2 separate regions of the Homo sapiens genome follow, and region 2 is linked to region 1. The links are chromatin loops, found by intact Hi-C in ENCODE. Cell type or tissue: heart left ventricle. All regions are shown on one strand. Each heading gives the region's core, and the rest is flanking DNA. Links, peaks and the distances in the headings are about the cores only. Region 1 has its middle 36 kb from the start of ATP2A2. Region 2 overlaps IFT81 (intraflagellar transport 81).

Region 1 (2,914 bases), core at 173-2,672:
AGGATGAAAGATAAGAGAACACAAAATGTTCTCCATCAGCTACCCTTCTCCCCTCCCCCAGGGAGAGGCAAGCCAGGGGAGTGCGCTCTTCTGTTTAAAGCCATTCCTGATGGAGGAACCCTGAGAAAATAGACTTAAAAGTTTATATTCAGTCTCTCTTGGCTACTGTTGCTGCTCAGCAAAGAAACTCTATATTGTTTAAACCCTCCAGGCGAACGGGTTGCAAGGCAACCTTCAAACAATAGAAAATACCCCAAACTAAAAATAAAGGCATTAAGAGATGGAAAGCATGGTGGTGCTTTGGTGAAGTGATTCCAGAATTGGGGCAAGGGAGAAGGTCGTTGATCAGGCTGCTTGTGTGTGACATCAGCCCGTTTGCCTGCTCTCATCCTTATCAATTGAGTTTCTTATAATCCAGACATATGGGGTCCCGCTTCTTTTTATTTCTGGACTCTCAGTCCTCTCACTGGTCATCAACTGCTTTGGGCGGGAGGGTGTCAAAGGCCTGTAAGGTTGGGTGCCTCCTGTCCTCAGGAAACTTCCTAATCAATGCACTTATCCCACTGGCTCCCAGCTGACAAGGAACAGCACTTCCATTCCTGAGAAATCCTTAGAAACCCAAGGACAGACAGGGCTGGGGCCCAACTTAATCATAAGGTTCTTACAGGAAGAAGGCAGGAGGGTCAGAGTTGGGGAGGACACGTGAGGACAGAAACAGGCTGGAGCGACGGGCTTTGAAGACGAGGAAGAGGCCACAAGCCAAGGAATATGGGCAGCCCCTAGAAGCTGGGAAAGAAAAGGAAATGGCTTCTCCTCTAGAGCCTCCAGAAGGAACACGGCCAAGCCAGCACCTTGATTTTAGCCTTGTGAGACCCACTTTGCACTTCTGGCCTCCAGAAATGGAAGATCATGCATTCATGTTGTTTTAAGCTACTGGATTTGTGGTGATTTGTTACAACAGGAGATTAATACAATCATGAAAAGGAGAACCCGAGGAACTTTCATAAGGACAAGGAGTTGACAGTGAGTTCCTGGGCACTGCAGGCAGGTGACTGGGAAGCCTGGTGCTGCCCTGGCCCTGCCCTCAGTGACTGCTGCTCTCTGGCTGTGTGCTCTTTGCCACAGATGGAGGCCAGCAGGGGGCACTGAGCCAGCAGGGCTGCCTTTAAACAATCAAACACACATCAATACAAAGGCTGGGGCTTTGCCCACGGAGAGGGCAGGCTGATGGGTGTATTATCCAATAAGCAGACCTGAGCAGCGGGGACGTTTTCACCCATGACCCTTGGCCCACCCCAATCAGTGTCACTCAAAGAGAGATCAGACTGGAAGGGGAAACTGGAAGAAAGAAAAATACATCACCTCCACCCCCTACTCCAGGTTGCTGTCCAGCAATTACTGAAGATTCCCTTGGACTTCTCTGGAAGGAGACATGTAAGAGACTTCAAGGCAGGTTGTGAGCAAGTTTGCCTTCTCTCTGTCTATTCTCTGATTAAATGTCTTCTAAGGACATTTTCTTCTCTGGTATAAGAGAGCCTAGGAAATCCTACCTCAAAAAAAAAAAAAAAAGGTGAAGACCAATAATTTACTCTGTTCTCATGACATTTCTAGGAGACAAGAACCATCAGTCCCATTATATAATTTGGGACCCTGAATTACAGAGAGGGCAAGCAACATGGACATGGCCACACAGCCAACCAGAGCGATTCACTCAAAGCAAAACGCAGCTCTCCCGGCGCCTGCACTGGTACTGCCCTCTGTGTGCTCACGCTTAGTCTCAGGCTCTGGCTAACCGGGTCAGTAGGGCGTGGCCTCTGGGTAGGTGGTCCTAGTGGAATGCAGAGATAGAAAACCATTAAACCTGTCATCACAGGGCAAGCTACTGACGCCTCAGTGGGAAGATTTTCCAGACCAGAGCTCTGAATTGCTCTGGGGTGTGTGTGTCAGTTTGGAAGGTAATCAGGGGAGGAGGGAAGGTCCTAAATAACAGCCAAGTCAAGGTATTTGCACTCTACTTTGCATAAATAAACCCACAAAGAGCTTTCATTTTTTTCTAGCATCAATACAAATCTTTTTCTAGCTTTTTTCTTATTCATCTGCCCTGTTTCTCCCTCCCTTTATCATTCTTCTGAGACCGCCTGGAATCTACCTTTAGGAGCAAAGCTAAAAGATTCTCCAAACTCACTGCCAGCGGATTGAAGTGGCTTATGCCGAACAGCTGCTGAACCTTCAGGACCAGCTCTATGAGGGCCCACGGCTCGGCATGAACGCCAGCAGCTCCACACACTGTGGGCGATCTCCACTGCCCTTTCACGCAGAGAGACTTCTGCAGAGCCACCCTCATTTCTTTCTTTCTTTTTTTTTTTGAGACAGAGATTCTCTCTGTTGCCCAGGCCAGAGTGCAGAGGCGTGATCGCGGCTCACTGCAACCTCTGCCTCCTGGGTTCCAGCGATTCTCCTGCCTCAGCCTCCCAAGTAGCTGGGACTACAGGCGTGTGCCACCATACCTGGTTGATTTTGTATTTTTAGTAGAGATGGGGTTTCTTTCTTTTTTTTTTTTTTGAAACGGAGTCTCACTCTGTTGCCCAGGCTGGAGTGCAGTGGTGTGATCTTGACTCACCACAACCTCTGCCTCCCGGTTTCAAGTGATTCTCCTGCCTCAGCCTCCCGAGTAGCTGGGATTACAGGTGTGCACCACCGCACCTGGCTAATTTTTGTATTTTTAGTAGAGACAGAGTTTCGCCATGTTGGCCAGGCTGGTTTCAAACTCTTGATCTCAGGTGATCCACCCGCCTCGGCCTCCCAAAGTGCTGGGATTATATGCGTGAGCCACTGCGCCTGGCCAGATGGGGTTTCACCATGTTGGCCAGGCTGGTCTTTAACTCCTGACCTCAAGTGATCCACCCTCCTCGGC
Region 2 (2,914 bases), core at 169-2,668, 70 kb after region 1:
CTCTACTATTCCAGAATTAATTAGAAAAAAGAAAACACATTATCAATGTTTTTTCTTCCATTGGTGGTTTCTTTTAATTATCATTTGGATTTTAGGTTATTTTTGGATCTTCAATGTCATACAAAAAACAAAACTGATGAACACATTGAAGCTAAATCTTCAGACTTATAAAACACAAGTACTCATTCCATTAGCGGCCAGAGCAATGGCCTGATCATTTGTGAAGCCTCTGGTAAACTCTGCTGTACACTCAGATGAGAATAAGAGTAAAAATTGCCCTCCTTTTCCCTTCCATTCCTGGTTTACAGGGGTCAAAATGGTAGCTGGAGAGGTAGGCAGTAAATAGAGAGCTGCATGGAGGTGCCAGTAAGGTTGCATAGAGGCATGGCGGGGTACAGGGTCCGGAGGTCAAAGATACTGGGAAATGAGGGGGCTTGGGAAGTTGTATCAGAAGTGTGGACCAGGAGGCTGGTGACTGGGGACACAGGGTAGTAGGGGGAGTTAATGGAGGTACAGGTCAACAGGCTGAATGGCCAAGGATATGCAATGATGGGATTAGGGGCTGAGGAAACACACAGAGACATAGGCTAGCAGGCCTGGCAGCTGAGGACACAGAGGGGTGAGTGAGGAGTCGTGGAAACATAGACACAGAGGGTGAAAATGTGGTTGGTGGGATGGGGACACAGGATTGGTGTGTAAAGAAGGAGGCTGGAGTAGTTGATAGATTATTTAAATTGAGCAAACAAGCAAGTTTATTGATTGAGCAAATAAATAAATGCAATATAGAAAAAGGGAGCCAAATTTCTCAATGCCAGAGAAGATACTGGGCAACAGAGACAGACTCTGTCTAAAAATAAATAAATAAATAAATAAAACAATGAGATACCATTTTCACACCTACCCAACTGGCAAAAATAAAAAATCTTTCAATACCAAGTGTTGGTGATGATGTGGAGGAAGTAGAGAGGGAGATATATAATTTAGAGCAATGGTCTGGAAAACAACTTGGCTTGTCTACTGAAGCAGACACTATACATATTCTATGGCTCACCAACTCCACTTTTACAAGTAGCAGGACTTTTCAAACTATCTGTTAAAGGACGAGTTTTTTAAAAAATTTCTAAACATATGTGCATCAGATACTTTTGTAAAATAACGAAAATACCGAGATCAAATGACTATAAGGGTTTCTAAATGTTTCCTCTCAATTTATATGGCTGCAGATTAGAAGAAACTAACAGTCTCTGGACTGAAACTAGTCTTCAGACCACACTTTGAGTAGCACTGCTCCAGAGCAGACCTTCCTAAATGGGGTATGCTCTGGTACATGCACGTGCCACAAATATTGTGAGTGTGCCAAAATATTAATCCACTCAGCCTTTGCAGTAGCTGGGCAAGATATTATAAAGAACTCTCAGCCAGTCACCTTTAGCTATAAAGGAAAAAAATAATTTTTAAAGGCATAGGAGGTAAGCAACAAATCCTTAGAACATTAAGGAAAAAGCTTCCCATAGTGTATCATAACAGGTAAACCAAATGAATTTGTCAGTAAAGTAAACTACAAAGCTTGCTACTGGGCAGGGAAGCCCATTATAGCAGCTATTACTAATCATTTGTACCCATATACATTTGTAATCTAAATTAGTCTTCTATGAAAGAGCAGCTATCATTTTAGATGCTGAGATCAAATAAGATTAATACTTTATGGTTTATGCTAGCAGGTGCTGAGAGAGTACTCAGTTGTGTGAAACTCTAATCTTTATCTCTGCGTGCATTTGGGTTTTGTAATGGACTAATGCTTTATAGTGCTAGCTTCTGGCTTCAGGACCAATTTTAAAGACTCGGCTCCCCTGTGATCAAAATGGAAATTGACAGATGTTCTTTTTCCTTTTGTGTATTTAGTATGTTTTACAACCTTTAAGAGTAATGATCAGAATCTGGGCTAGCTTTTGTAATGGATAGGCAGTTTATTTCTCTAAGAATGTAACCATTTATAAATGCTTTTCGCTTATCAGGAACTCAAAAGAATTATTGGATTCCAGGCATCATTCTAGATATTTATGTGAAACAAGAATTACTGCTCCTGCTGCAAATTTTCTCCCTCAATATCTGGCATGAAAATGATTTTCAAAGTAATTAGCTGTGAAGACTTGACAAGACTATCATATAATAAGCACTTTACATTGTTTAAGAAACACAAAGCCATTTTTTTTTTTTTTTTTTTTCTGAGACGGAGTCTTGCTCTTGTCTCCCAGGCTGGAATGCAATGGTGCAATCTCGGGTCACTGCAACCTCCGCCTCCCAGGTTCAAGCAATTCTCTGGCCTCAGCCTCCTAAGTAGCTGGGATTACAGGCACACCACCACACCCGGCTAATTTTTTTTTTTTTTTTTTTTTTTTTTTTTTGAGACGGAGTCTTGCTCTGTCGCCCAGGCTGGAGTGCAGTGGCGCGATCTTGGCTCACTGCAAGCCCCGCCTCCCGGGTTCACGCCATTCTCCTGCCTCAGCCTCCCGAGTAGCTGGGACTATAGGCGTCCGCCACCATGCCTGGCTAATTTTTTTGTATTTTTAGTAGAGATGGGGTTTCACTGTGTTAGCCAGGATGGTCTCGATCTCCTGACCTCATGATCCACCCGCCTCAGTCTCCCAAAGTGCTGGGATTACAGGCGTGAGCCACCGTGCCCGGCCTAATTTTTCTTTTTTTTTCTTTCTTTTTTTTTTTATTGATCATTCTTGGGTGTTTCTCACAGAGGGGGATTTGGCAGGGTCATAGGACAATAGTGGAGGGAAGGTCAGCAGATAAACAAGTGAACAAAGGTCTCTGGTTTTCCTAGGCAGAGGACCCTGAGGCCTTCCGCAGTGTTTGTGTCCCTGGGTACTTGAGATTAGGGAGTGGTGATGACTCTTAACCAGCA

The links. Hi-C counts contacts between places; a loop is a spot of excess contacts. Peaks named below come from ENCODE experiments on the same cell type or tissue, not always from the same donor. Only the 100,000 strongest peaks of a DNase experiment are listed, where the experiment ranks them.
Region 2: it touches region 1 in a loop (2.1-fold over the local background); 3 of 110 quality-filtered maps call a loop at or near these places.

The regions. Positions count from the first base shown.
Region 1 is chr12:110,243,913-110,246,826 of GRCh38, reverse strand. No RefSeq gene overlaps it. Among named protein-coding and RNA genes, the nearest start is that of ATP2A2, 36 kb to the left of the region's middle. In heart left ventricle, for the core only: a CTCF peak has its summit at 1,125 (motif pointing right); DNase peaks (open chromatin) are centred at 1,146 and 1,776; H3K27ac peaks cover 2,383 bases.
Region 2 is chr12:110,173,769-110,176,682 of GRCh38, reverse strand. The region is part of intron 11 of IFT81 (intraflagellar transport 81); the gene reads right to left. Among named protein-coding and RNA genes, the nearest start is that of IFT81, 51 kb to the right of the region's middle. In heart left ventricle, for the core only: no CTCF peak of the experiment used is centred there; no DNase peak of the experiment used is centred there; H3K27ac peaks cover 266 bases.